Linked DNA regions of Homo sapiens: region 1 is linked to region 2. The links are chromatin contacts, found by Hi-C or POLR2A ChIA-PET in ENCODE. All regions are on one chromosome and are shown on one strand. The core of a region is the stretch at or near the end of the contact, and the rest is flanking DNA. Distances in the headings are between cores, read along the strand shown. Region 1 has its middle 16 kb from the start of CRIM1-DT. Region 2 has its middle 110 kb from the start of CRIM1-DT.

Evidence for each region. A loop is a pair of places that touch in the nucleus more often than their neighbours do. ChIA-PET counts read pairs that join two places held with the same protein, here RNA polymerase II (POLR2A). Pooled maps may share reads with other maps.
Region 1: a loop to region 2 is called in a pooled map, with 3 times the contacts of the local background. The contact joins two enhancer-like sites. A Hi-C loop is called at or near these places in 1 of 168 maps with a recorded cell type or tissue (CD4-positive, alpha-beta T cell), 1 of 37 single-sample maps with no recorded cell type and 9 of 50 pooled maps. POLR2A ChIA-PET finds 5 or more read pairs at or near these places in 2 of 52 experiments (A549 and Caco-2).

The regions. Positions count from the first base shown.
Region 1 is chr2:36,336,340-36,343,791 of GRCh38, reverse strand. No RefSeq gene overlaps it. Among named protein-coding and RNA genes, the nearest start is that of CRIM1-DT, 16 kb to the left of the region's middle. Within about 2 kb of position 4,836, at least 2 of the 41 ENCODE cell types and tissues checked have a DNase peak (open chromatin) inside an H3K27ac peak, as active enhancers do.
Region 2 is chr2:36,237,826-36,244,536 of GRCh38, reverse strand. No RefSeq gene overlaps it. Among named protein-coding and RNA genes, the nearest start is that of CRIM1-DT, 110 kb to the left of the region's middle. Within about 2 kb of position 3,901, at least 3 of the 41 ENCODE cell types and tissues checked have a DNase peak (open chromatin) inside an H3K27ac peak, as active enhancers do.

The DNA of each region.
Region 1 (7,452 bases), core at 3,587-6,086, 98 kb before region 2:
TCCTAGCAACCATTAATTGAGCACATGAAACTGACTGTATGCTAAATGCTTTGGATATCTCTTCTCTTTTAACTCTCATAGTAATCTCATCATAAGGTGTGACCAGACAGATTTTTACAGATGGGGAACTGTGAAAAAAAGCTTCACAGAAATTACATAAATATTCTGAGGACATAATGCATGCGCCTGGGTTAGGATTCAGATCTGGGACTCGGTGACTTCGTGCCTCACTGTGGCACGGTAGTGCTCTCAATCTAGAACCAACTCATTGTACACTGAATCTGGTCTGTTTATCGTATTCCACATTAGAACATCCTGCTAGGTTGTATGGTACTTCCATGTCCTTACTTGCTGCTTTGGGTGGTGGCCATTTACCTTATTCAGAACCATGAGTTCACCTAAGGCCTACTGACCAATAGAGCTTCTAGGTCTTTCCCATCTCCTTGTCTTCTTAAATGCTGAAATGGCCAGGGAAATGAGACAAACTGGCCTAAAGTGATAAATTGATTTCATCATTGTCCTGTTCCTCAGCTATCTAAAACCTGTCTAGGTGATGCAGATACTGCATTTGTCAGTGTCAGAACTGTGCAAATGCAATATATCCTTGTAACAAACCTGCACATGTACCCCCTGAATCTAAAATAAAAGTTGAAATTATAAAAAAAATAAAAATTTAAAAAAAGAACTGTGCAAAGATGTAAACATCTTTCTTCTTGTTACATTCTGAAAGCCACCAAAGGAGTAAAGGGAGAGTTCCTTTTGGTTTGTTTCTCATTATAAACTTTTTTTTTTAAGTTCCTAAAATAAAATTGTGGGAGTCTAAGCATATCATCAGGGAAGCTTATCTGCAAGTAGAGCAGTAAAACACTCATTTTAAAAGTGCCTTAGGGCCAGGCGCGGTGGCTCACGCCTGTAATCCCAGCACTTTGGGAGGCCGAGGCGGGCAGATCACGAGGTCAGGAGATCGAGACCATCCTGGCTAACACGGTGAAACCCCGTCTCTACTGAGAATACAAAAAATAAGCCGGGCAAGGTGGCGAGCGCCTGTAGTCCCAGCTGCTCGGGAGGCTGAGGCAAGAGAATGGCGTGAACCCCGGAGGCGGAGCTTGCAGTGAGCCGAGATCACGCCACTGCACTCCAGCCTGGGCGACAGCGAGACTCCGTCTCAAAAAAAAAAAAAAAAAAGGGCCTTAGGTTGGGTGCAGCGATTCACGCCTGTAATCCCAGCACTTTGGGAGGCTGAAGGGGGTGGATCACCTGAGGTCAGGAGTTCGAAACCAGCCTGGCCAACAAGGTGAAACCCTGTCTCTACTAAAAATACAAAATTAGCTGTGTGTGGTGGCACATGTCTGTAATCCCAACTACTCAGGAGGCTGAGGCAGGAGAATCACTTGAACCCGGGAGGTAGAGGTTGCAGTGAGATGAGATGGCACCATTGCACTCCAGCCTGGGCAACAAGAGCGAAACTCTGCCTCAAATAAATAAATAAATAAATAAACAAACAAACAAACAAACAAACAAAATAAAATAAAAAGAAAGAAAGTGCCTTAAAGTACACTTGGTGGTCTAAATGTGAACAGATCATGAATCTAAAATATTCCAATTTAATATTTACTGAGCACTTGAATTGCTCCCAACTCTTTTCTACATGCTTTATGTGCATCCTTTCATTTAATTCTCCAACAACTCTATGCAAGAGGGACTATTATTATCTTCATTTTAAAGATGTGGAAACTTAGGCACAGCGTAGTTAAATAATATGTCTTAGATAACCTAGATTATATGTGGGAGGCTCAGGATTTGAAGATAGGCAGTTTGATTCCAAAGCACAAGCTCTTGATATAACCTAAAGAATGATAATGTTTTATTTAAACAAATATACAAGAATCAGATAAACAGATGAATGTTGCTTTTCAAAGCGCTAGCATTGTCACCTTGGAAAAGTATACCCTTTCTAAGAATGTTGACATTTCTCAAAGTGTTTTTGCAACTGATCTCTTATCTAATTACAAATCTACAAACAAATTAGACTTGTTAGGTTCATATATTTGATTTGATGAGAAACACTATTACCTTAGTATAAAGATAGTTTCTTAAATAAGTAAAATTGATGAATATTGCCCAACCCATGGAAATATACAAGAATAGTTAACTTCTCAAAGAAGAAATATAATTCACCCATGAACTTATAAAAAGATGTTTAACCAAATACAGTCAAAGACACACAAGTTAAAACAATGAGAAAATGCTTTTTATCTATCAAATGACAAATATTTCTAAAGACTAGCAATATCCAGGATTGGCAAGAATGGGGCCAATAAATACTTTCATGAATTATTGGTGGTAATATAACTTGGTACATTTTTTCTGGAAAGCAGTTTGGAAACATGTATCAAAATATTAGCTGGACATATCCTGATTTAGATATCACAATTCCAAGAAAAAAATTCTTTTTCCCAGAACACATATTCTAAGACAATTTCTGATTCTAAGAACTCTTCTTCAAAGAAGATAATGAGGGCCTGGCACAGTGGCTCACTCTGGTAATCCCAGTACTTTCGGGAAGCAGGCCTCCCTGGCTTGAGGCCAGGAACTCGAGAACAGCCTGGGCAACACAGCAGGACCCCATCTCTACAGAAAATTAAAAAATTAGCCAGGTGTGGTGACATGTGCTTGTAGTCCCAGCTACTTAGAAAGCTGAGGTGGGAAGATTGCTTGAGACTGGGAGGTTGAGGCTGCAGTGAGCCATGATTGTGCCACTGCACTCTAGGTCAAGGGCACAAATATCTAGGAGTGAGGATGTTCATCATAGTGTTGTTTATAGTTGAAAATTTGGAAATAAACTAAATGTTGAGTAACGGAGTGTTGACTAAATAAGTCTATGTAATGGAAAATTATAGTTATTAAATTGATGATGTGGTTCTATATTTATTGTTTTGCAAAGATATCCGCAATATATTGTTGATGTTAAAAACGCAGATAATAATATAATAATTATGGTAGAATCTCATCTTACATTATTTTATTTATATCTGTATTCATCTCCATATCTATCTACACAAAAACAGACAAATATCGACACAGTTCGGTAAAGATATCTCCAATACATGAAGAGTTACTATCTTTGTGTGTTAGGATTTTACACAATTTTTATTGTCTTCAATGTATTTTTATATTGTTAAATCTTTATTTTATAGTATATTTTCTCTTTATACTTAGGAAAAACAAAAACTCTGCATTTTAAAAAATTACTGTTATCTAGGTGAATCATTCACAGTCTTTACTGGACACAGGTCACAATAATTTTGCATTGTTTTCAAGAAATGAAATACGCTCAAATGAAATGAACTTGCCATGTCTGAAGACATTCTTTTGTCATGTGAAAGATCAGTCTCAGAAGAGAATTTACAAAATTGTTTCATAGCATTATGGAAATAAGAGTCTCCAAATGATAATGATACTTAAATTCTCAACATTTATTTGGAGGTATATTTCTGGACTATTTGTTAACAACATCATCTCACCGCTTTTATTATTGCACCTCATTTGCTCTGTTTATTCACATCAGCTTTCATAAAAAATTTGAGAGCTGAGGCCTAAAGAAATTCTCTCACCCGGTAGATGAACAAGCTGTAATTTTTTTTAGCTTTGGCATGCATTGGTAAATGAATGCATATTTTTACTTGCTTGACCAAGCTCAGGAATCTGCAAGTCGGCTAACATTGCATTATGTGGATGATGCTCTGAATAATACCATGTGCCCTGTTGCAAAAGCTGAAGATGTGCTTGTGGAATTTATTTTATTCCGATTTATGAGGACTGCTGCACACAAATAGATTATTGTAGTGTCTGTGATTAATGGGACACCACACGGCTGCATGGACTTCATAAATCATTTGATGCAATGTCTGAGTGAATTTTACTTGCAAAATCAGTTTCAATCAGCTTGACTTGAAAACTAGGTAAAGCAGAAGGAGGCATCCGATGGTGGGAGGTATCTAGGTGGTGCAGCAGTCAGCACTGTGTCCAGTTTTATGTCTCTTGTTATCAGTGATGTGGAAGAGTGAATAAGCAGCACGTTAATTAAATCTGCAGATGGAATTAGAAATGTCACAAATGCTGAGAAGGCCAGGGAAATGATACAAATTGGCCTAAGGTGATGTGGGGCTTGAAATAAAGGCCAAAAATACAACAGACTTGAGTGTGTGTGCACACACACATATACACACATGAATCAATAAGTGATTCGAGAAGTCAGTTAATTTTATAACTCTCTTAAGATTCCAAATATCATATGAAAACAATTTGGGAATAGTGAATATTAAAAAACGGCTGCAGGGTTTAATTCTAAGATCAATATTTAGCATTTGTTTTGTTTTTAAAATAATGATTTCTTTGCTTTTTTGATACATAATACATATTCATTATAGAAGAATAAGAAGATACAAATCAACAACAAATAAAAAGTATCACCTATGATCCCACTCTTGGTGGGATAGATAATCATATATGTACATAAACAAAAATGAGAAAATGAGATCATATTGCATATTTAATTTGGTATCCAACGCTATTCATGTAAAAATATTTCCTTTTTAAAAGGCCACGTTTCTGAGAAACTTGCTTGATACTCACCTTTCTCTGGCTCATTGAATTTATTACCTTTAATCTTAGTAATTGGAAGCTCTGAGAAAATTACAAAAGGCTAATATTTGTAAAGGCAAACACTGAAGAGAAAAAAAAGAAAAGGAATTTTCTTTGAATTCTCTACCTACTACTCAGAAATTCCTGACATTGCTAGCTAACCGTCCATTTATCTTAGCCCTAATGAGTCAATCTCTCACCAAATCACAGTCACAGAACCTCCTCTGTCTTTCTTGACACTGTGGGGAGGATGACCCCTGATTCTGAGAATTATTGGCAATTCAGTAGAATTGTTATTATGAACCAAGGAACACTACCACTTCCATAAAGGATTTAAAAGGAGAAGGCAATTCTTTACATGATTATTCACAATCGTCAAAGAAGATAGTAATCTAAGATAAATGTCCTTCATAGGGTTGGGTCAGAGGAAGGATGAAGGAGGGAAAAGGAAGAGAGAGAAGGGGAGGGTGGCAGGAAGGAAGGAAGGAAGGAAGGAAAGAAGGGAAGAAGAAGTCTGCTTTTTTCCCCTTTGAAATGTAGCTCTGAGCATGCATGAATGTGTATATAAGATGGAATTTTATCTCTAAGGAAAACTGAAGAAATGAAATAAAAGCCTAATTTAAACTAACATAGGCAGAATCTGAATCCACTATGAATCAAACCTGAAAGTATAGGGGAAAGATTAAGCATCAAGAGAGACCAAAATTATTCTTGGAGTTAATTTAGGAACATAGAATTTGGCATCAGGTAGGCTTAACAGGAGTTCAGCTTCCTCTTTCCTGGCTATCACTTCTCGGTGATGAGGATCACAGCCAGGCTGACCTTGGCTAACCTGTTCTTGCGGTGGCCAGATGAAAGGGACAGAGCTATGAGCAGGAGTCAGGGTACCTGGATTTGGTTTTTCTGTCCACCACCTGGCTGTCACTAAGCAATTCCTATCACCTCTTTGAGCCTCAATTTTCTCACTTATGAAATGATGAGTTTGCCCTGGATCATCTCTAATGTCCTGTTCAACAAGACCTGTAGTTCTGAATTTTAGCTGTGCATTAGAATTACCTTGAGAGCTTTTAAAATCCACTGGGCAAGGGCCTCGCTCCAGACCATTCATTTATATCAGAATCTCTGGGGTGGGTCAAAGAGGCAAAAATCAGTATTTTTATGCTCCCCTAGTAATTCCAATGTGCTACCAAGGTCGGACATCTCTGAACAACACCAGACTATTTTTTATTCTTAAAAAATTAAAGAAAAATAGCTAACATTTATTGGATGCTCACTATACACCAGCAGCACTTTATACACTATGCTTCATTTAATCCTCCCAAAGACCCCAGGAGTTACAATTTACCATTTCTCCAATACTGTAGCTACAAAAATGGAAGCGCAGAGTTGTTAGGTAATTAGTCTGAGGCTACCCAGCTAGTAAATAGCAAGCTAGAATTCTAACTTAGAGCAGTTGATTCCAGAAACCATGACCTAGTACCCTACACCTTCCTGCCCACTAAGCCATGCTGAAAATACAGAAATCTGAACAGCCTCTTGTAAGTGGAGTTCAGCTTTGCATGTTTGGTAGTACTAGCATTTTTTCTGTAATATAAAACTGTGTGAGGATGTTTCATTCTGATTCTACTTCCTGTCTCTACTTCCAATTTTACAATTTATTTTCATTTTTACTTAGAGTGGGTGTGATATGGGCTGGGTTGTAAAGCATCTGCACAAGTGTAGCCTCATGTAATGTTAACTAGTTTATTAAATAAGGCATACTATGTGCTAGCCACCATCCTAAGTGCTTGTGTTGTGGTATATATTATATATATGTATATATTTATATTTATATATATATATTTTTTAAATGACCACAATATATTGAATCTCCTATCAAGAAGTAGTGTCTATTACTTTACCTCTTCACTCTGGACTTGGTCATATGGCTTGCTTAAACCAGTGAGATATTAGCACATGTGTCGTAAGGCTTGAAAAGTGCTTGGGCACGGGTGTGTGACCTTGCGTTTCCAGCCTTTAGAACCCAGTCACCTCGTGAAAAAGTCCAGTGAGGCTACTACATGCGGGTGATACATGGCTCAGCCACCCCAGCCAAGTGCAAGACATATGAGTGAGACCAGGTGGGACAAGCCAGCCCAAGCAGATCTGTGCACTGACTCCCAGCACATGAATGCATCTAGGAGAGACCAGCAGAAGAACTGCTTGGTTGAACCCCATGCAAACTGTCAACACAAAAGACGTATGAGCTGATAATTATAATCGTTGTTTTAAATTATTAAGCTTTTGGGAAGTTTTCTATGTATCGAAAGCTAATTGATACACGTAGATTAACTTCATAATTTCTCATACAGTACTATGAGGTCGATTTTGTCATCATATCCATTTTATAAATGGGGAAACTGAGGTACAAACAGGTTAAGTAATTTGTCCAAACTCATTTAGCTAGGAAGTAGTTGCATGAGGATGTGAACTTAGGCTGGCTTTAAAACTCATGTTTTTAACATCCATGTAAGTGCATATCTTATAAGTGCATGCTTTACTGCGTTCATGCTCAATGATTTGGATGAGGAACAGCATCAAAAATCAAAACAAAACAAAGCAAAACAAAAATAAATAAATAAATAAGTAAGTAAATAAATAAATAAATAAAAGTCATGACAGTGATGGTGTGACAAGCTTTGACTTCCCTGATCCCTCTTAAGGAAAGCTATTCATTTTCCCGCCTGTGCCATGACTGTTCTTTCTAAAAGCCTGTGTACTGGCACTTCTCACCCTGTGCTGTCTCATATTGATATAGTTGTTTCTTTT
Region 2 (6,711 bases), core at 2,652-5,151:
AGAAACAGGAAGTCAAATACCCCATGTTCTCACTTGTAAGTGGGAGCTAAACAATGGGAACACATGGACATACAGAATGGAATAATAGACATTAGCGACTCTAAAATGTGGGATAGTGGGAGTGGGGAAAGGGCTGATAAGTTACCTATTGGGTACAATGTTCACTATTCGGGTGATGGGTATACAAAAGGCCCAGACCTCACCACTATGCAATATATGCATGTTAGAAATCTGTACTTGCACCTCCTAAATATATAAAAATTACAGGAAAATTAAAATAAGCTTATACATGTGTAGGTAGCAACTAATTGACCTATACAAGAAATTATTTTATTTTATGAAATAATGATCACTAGTTGGAGACTTAAATGTGTTTATTTTAAAAGCTTTACTATTAATCTCAATCAAATCTCATCTTCTCCTCAGCTGTTGCCGTGGAAGCTGGATGTGAAGGAGGTGGGGGCTGAGGCCTGGTGCTTAGTCCCCTCTCCCCTAAGTCCTTTCCTGGGCATTGACTTCTGTGGCGTGGTAGGCAAGATGGAAGCAAGCATATGGGGAGGCAGAAGTGTTTTTACTTGACTGCCCATGTGTGGTGGTTTCACATCTTCCCTTAGGCCAATCTGGTTCCAGCTGAGGATGTTGATAGTATCTGCTGGCATTAAGGTTTCCAACCAGATGGTGTGCTTGGTCTTCACTGGGTGGCATTTATCATTGCCCCAGCCTTCCTTATCACTGAAACATTCCCTCAAGGAATAGCCATGTATCCCTTCACTTCTCCAGCAGTACACTTCTTTGGATTAGACATCCTATCTATTGGCTCAGAAACTGCCAGGGTATTCTCAGCTCATTTCTGTACTGTATTCTATGAAAGTGGAATGCTTTTCCACATGCTCTGAGGGCTGTGAAGAGCTGGGAAAGGCTGCCTAGGAATGCCAAACCCTTTAATTTCCACTGGCATGGGCTGCTCCAGTGGTCTCTATCCCTTGTAAGTCTCTAAGGAGCCAGAAATAGGCAGCCTGCTTTATATTCAAGAATGACCTATAAACTTTAAGATAAACCTCTGAAGCACTTACTTCCTCCTGTCCACAGTTGGGGAAACAGACCAAAAAATAACACCAACATACCTTCAGAGTTCTAGAACTCTCTCCTAAGGATCCCTTAGCATGCTCCTCCCTGGGGTGTTGCCAGCATGGACCTAGGGGTACTGCAGCTCAGCAAGCCCCCAGCCAGGGAGCCAGTTGTCAGTAACTCCATCTTTCTGGAACCTCCAGGCTTCACAGATAATTATATTGGCTTCTCACAGGGGAGCATCTCTTATTCCTTTATCTTCTTTTCATAAACCCTGTAGTACCCACCTCATCTGGCCCCATGGTTGACTTTTTTTTTGATGTGGGGATTGGTGGAGGGTTGAACAGTCAGTGGAAATTCTGCACTGGGTCGGCCTCTCAACAAGTCTTTCAAGGAGGTGTTGGTTCCAGTTCCAACTGAGAACAACTTCTTGTCATTATGGGATAACTTGCCTTTTCTTCAAAACAGCATGGAAAATCTCACTCTACCTGTAAATCAGAGACTATATTTGTCCTTAATCCTCAACATGTTACTAAATGCTTTTCAAATAATAGAAACTCAATAAACATTTGTTAAAGAAGAAAGACAAGGGCAGTTTGAGTAAGTTTAACTTTATTTTCAAAAAAATTTAAGAAGCTTCCAAGAGAGATGGATACTTTCTGATAGAAAAGAAGGCTATATAGAGGTTACAATGGATTTATGAGAAAAAATCTGGTTCAAGTAATCTGACATAATTCCTTGCTGACATTCTCTGATGAAAATTAATGATTGGAAGATGATGTATTAAGATATTATATGCAATTTAACTCAGGCAAAGTTGTGTATTATATAAAATAGTAGAGAAAAGGGATTTGAGAATCAGTATGAAAGCAGACAGCCAACAAAGAGAAACAAATAGGCTTTAGACTGTGCCTGTAAAGGATGAAGATAGCAACCATTTCAGTTTGTGTCTTTTTGTCTTTTAAAAACTCATTTGACTTTTTATTTGACTGACCTGACCAAATTTCCATGTTGTTTTGGAGCCATGGAAACAGAGTCATGATGTGCTATTGAATGAGACAAAATAAATACAGACGGGCTTAGGTGTTAATGAAATTTTTTATGTTTCATATGATTATTTGTGGGATTAGCTTGTATAATATAATTACTAGTTCACATTTCCTTTAAAGTCTCTCATGATTTTTTTTTCAGATGGAGAATTATATTTGGAGTATGGCAGATTTTAGAAAAATTTGTAAAGAAGGAATTATCAGTTTCTGCTTACTGTAGATACCCATGCCCTCCTAAATTTGGAGAGATCCTCACTCCATTTTGGAAGCATTCCCTTCTGAAATTGTCATGTATTGACTCTTCACTATCTCTCCCGGTAGACGTGGTAAGCTGCTTGAAGACTACATCCTATTTGTCTTTGCGTTAGCAGCAATGATCACAGAGTGTAGGACATAATAGGTACACAATAATGGTTTAATGCATGAATAAATAGTTATCAGGAGCCCCTGCACCAGTCTTACAATCCCAGCCCTGGTATTTCATATATTGGTGTAAAATCCTAGTTACCCAAATGCTTCTGAAATTGCTTGTTTCTTCCTAACCCATGATAAGATCACTCAGTTCTTTACTGATAGATGACTTCCCAATTTCCATTAGGATTTTCTCTGAAATGCATCTTGCTTGCTGGGGCACTGCTAACTTCCCAGGCCTTGCAGGCCTATTATCCAGAGACTAAACCTTGCTCCCACAGAGACCTCCATCACTAGCCTGAACTCTCTGGGGTTAAATAACCCTTCAGATTATGTTCCAGGGTTATTAGCGATACGAGAGTCTAAGCAAGTACTCTTCATTTATTTTCCTCCAATCCTGCCTACATTTATCTAACAAATTGAAAATATTATTCTTTCCTTTTGCTTATTGTACCTCTGGAAAATCTGCCAGGAAGAATTTAATAGACATTAGACTGGGGTTCATCCTTTAACAGCATAATATTTATTTCTTCACCTGAAGGTTAAGAGGGTTTAATCTTCAGAAAGAACTATTAGTTTCTACCTCCTGCAGTACAGTTGGGAAGAGGTTTCAATTCTAATCTGGGAAAGTTAAATGATGGGAATGGGTGCTGGTCATATTTCTTTAAGGATGGGCTAAGGGACTCGTACCCAGAAAAAAAAGTCTCATAAAAGTAGGTTAGAGTTCCAAGTGTTCTAGCTCTTTCAACATATGTCATGCTGCTGCCTGGGCACATATTCTTCTGATATCAAAACTGATAGTAATGTCAAAGATACAATGTGTTTTTGTGGAGGAGAACAGTGAGTGAAGTTTGGGTAACAGGTGTAGGGATTCAAGTCAGAGGAATAAGAGAATGCCACTTATGCCTCTTAAGCTGTAGCCCAAGCTTAGTAATAATCTCCTTTGAGTGTGTGTGTGTGTGTGTGTGTGTGTGTGTGTGTGTGTATCCATAATTTGAACAGTCCCAGGGTGTGCTGTGGCTTTATTGGGGAACCAGAAATGCCGAGCCCTTTTCTTGAGGTTAAGAGCTGCTGCAGAGCTGTTGGCCTCAGATAATGTTCTGATCTGGGAGACAGAGAGGACCTTCTGCTTTCACACCCAGGATCTCATTTAGAGAGTAATGTTCAGTTTCACCCCAACAATGTGCTCATTGCTGCGATTTCCAGCACTATTAATATTAAGGAACTTGTGTTTGGGGGTGGGGTTGGGGAGGGAGGAAAATAATTGGCAGGCTGAATATGCTGATCTTTTCACACACTCCTCTTTTGCTTCCTCTCTGCGGCTGCAGTTGGGTTTGCTTGCTGTCTCCACCGAGCTGACGTGTGATGTCTGCAGCGCGAGTCAAAGCCACCTCGCAAAGGCAGCCGTGTTCCCTGCCTTGACATCTCATCCCTCGTCCTTACTCAGATCTCGTCAGCCTACACGGTCTGCTCCTCCAACAGCTAATAGCGAAATGACTGCGGGGAAGGCAATGACAGCAATCGCTGTTCAGCATTTATTTTACCTTTGATTTTTTGCTGCACATAAAATTCCAGGCCTGAGCTGCGGGGCAGACATAGAGGAGAGTGCGGGGGCTTGGAAGAAGGTGGGACTCTGAAATCTGCCCCTCCTCCCCCTTCAGTACAACGTAATGTGAGCTGAGTGGTCTCTGGCAATGATTTAATGCCTCCTTTGGACATTTGCCGGTTAACATAGCAAGATTGACAGTGTGCATCGTGAGTTGTATGTAGCTACCAAGGCTCAGAGGCTGTATATTTCCCTATCCTGCATGTCATTCCTGAGACCTTTTATAAATTCAGAGGCAGGACAGCAAGCTAGGCTCCTACCATCATCTGTGTTCTTGCTTCTTTATTGTTCTCAGTACCAAATGATATTCCACAGCACCTGCTCATACTGCTTAGTGCCATATAAGGAGAACCAGGTAGGAACACATGCTGCCCTGCCCTCCAGGAGCTTGCAGTTTAAGGCAAATACCCAGACAGAGACAAATGTTATTTCTGAATCTTTTTCCTCTCTGTTACTTGGCAAACAGCTAGTGATATGGTTTGGCTCTGTGTCCCCACCCAAATCTCGTCTTGACTTGTAGCTCCCATAATTCCCTTGTGTTATGGGAGGGACTTGGTGGGAGATGATTGAATCATGGGGGCAGTTTCCCCCATACTGTTCTCATGGTAGTGAATAAGTCTCACGAGATCTGATGGTTTTATAAGGGGTTTCCCTTTTCTCTTTGCTCTCATTCTGTCTTGTCTGCTGCCATGTAAGATGTGCCTTTTGCTTTCCACTATGATTGTGAGGCCTCCCCAGCCACATGGAACTATGAGTCCATGAAACCTCCTCTTCTTCATAAATTACCCAGTGTCAGGTATGTATGTATTAGCAATGTGAAGATGGACTAATACAGCTAGCCATAGTGGACATATTACACAAACTTCATACTCAAGAGCTTCATCCCAGTCCTGTCTTGGTCATTTAATAGCTTTGTGACTTTGGGCAACTCATTTAACTCTTTCGAGTCCCAACTTCCTTATCTGTAAAGCTGTACAACAATGAAGCCTATGTCCTGGTGTTGCTGCGAGATTAGACATAGTGTTTAAAAACCAAGCTGGCCTACAGGAAGAGTTTAATTTCTGGTAGTTGACATTTTGGAGAGTGAATCTAATGATAAGTGCATGGGCATCGTCACATTTCCCGTGATGTGTATGGATGGATTTGGAGCTCTGAATAAGTACAAAGGAATTGTTTTTGAAACGTGTCACTTCACATTGCCAGTTCTCTCTTCCTCCTCATCTGTATTTTTTCCTGTTATTGAACCAATTCATGGAGCTAGCATGGAATTTCTATTAACTTACTCCACATAGATATGACGCTATCTGGATAGGTTAGCCTGAACATAATTTCTCAATTAACTAAATTCTGCTTCTAAGCGATTTACAGCATAGTGGTCTTTTCATTCATTCCCTTCAACTTGGGGTAGTAATGGATGCAGTTATTGCATTGAGCACTCACGGAGAGTGGTCTACATGGATACCATTTTTCTTTTAACAAATAATTTGCCTTTAAATATAATGTTCTATGGTGCGGTTATGTATGTAATAATTTGTTGATAATTTTTTATTCATATATACTAGGATCATCCATTATAATCTAATTGAAAAACACTGTTACAGAGCAAATGACAATTACGTTTGATCCTTTTGTTTAACCAGTTAGTATAAGCATAGCTTATACTGGATATAGTTCACATGGAATGATTGATAGGTGAGGTGAGATTATTTTATATCAAATCTTGTAACCAATCTTGTAACTCCACAGGCCAATTTTCTATTACAGGCTTGGGTAGACGCTCCTGCAATTTTTTTCTGAGAAGAAAATGATCCTGTTAATGTAGTCTTTTTGTTCTTGCCTTTAGACAATCATCTAACAGTTTTTTATACTCATATAGCTCTTTGTATTTTTCAAAGTCCTTTCTCTTGAATTCCGTGATATGGATCCCATTTCTGGTTTCCATCTCCTTACCACCATATATAAAGATAAATGCCAACTGCCCAACGACGTGAGGGAAAAGTGGGGATAATTCTTTGGAATGTTAAGCATTATTCCTTCAGGGCTTGACAATCCAGCATACTGTGAAAGCATAGGGCCATTTTTGGAAGAAGAGAAGGAAGATGGAATTTACAGTCTTGGAATCCTTTCAGCATTCTACAGTGTAAAGTGTGTGTGTGTGTGTGTGTGTGTGCACGTGCACACATATGGGAGGGATTTCTTGGTTACGTTAATAATTTATGACATCCTGTGTTATTTGCCAGTGGATTTATGAGTTACTGCAACAAGATTATAAGCAACTCGAGGTCAGAGAATCTTTTTTACAGCTTTATAGGTCTCAAAATGCTTAGCATAGTTCAGGGAAATTGTAAGTATACTGTGGATTCTTGCTGAATGGAATTGAAAGGTACTTTCTGCTTCTCACGCCTACCTAACATTAGATTGCGTGAAGTCAGTGCAAGGGGACTTGCTCATTATGCCTGCTCTGTGGATAGTAAAGCAAATGCTTACTAGAAGGAGGGTCAATAAGATACAAAAAAATTCAGGTTGGAATAAATGGACCATGCCCTTTTTTGATACCTAATGACTCCAAATTACTTT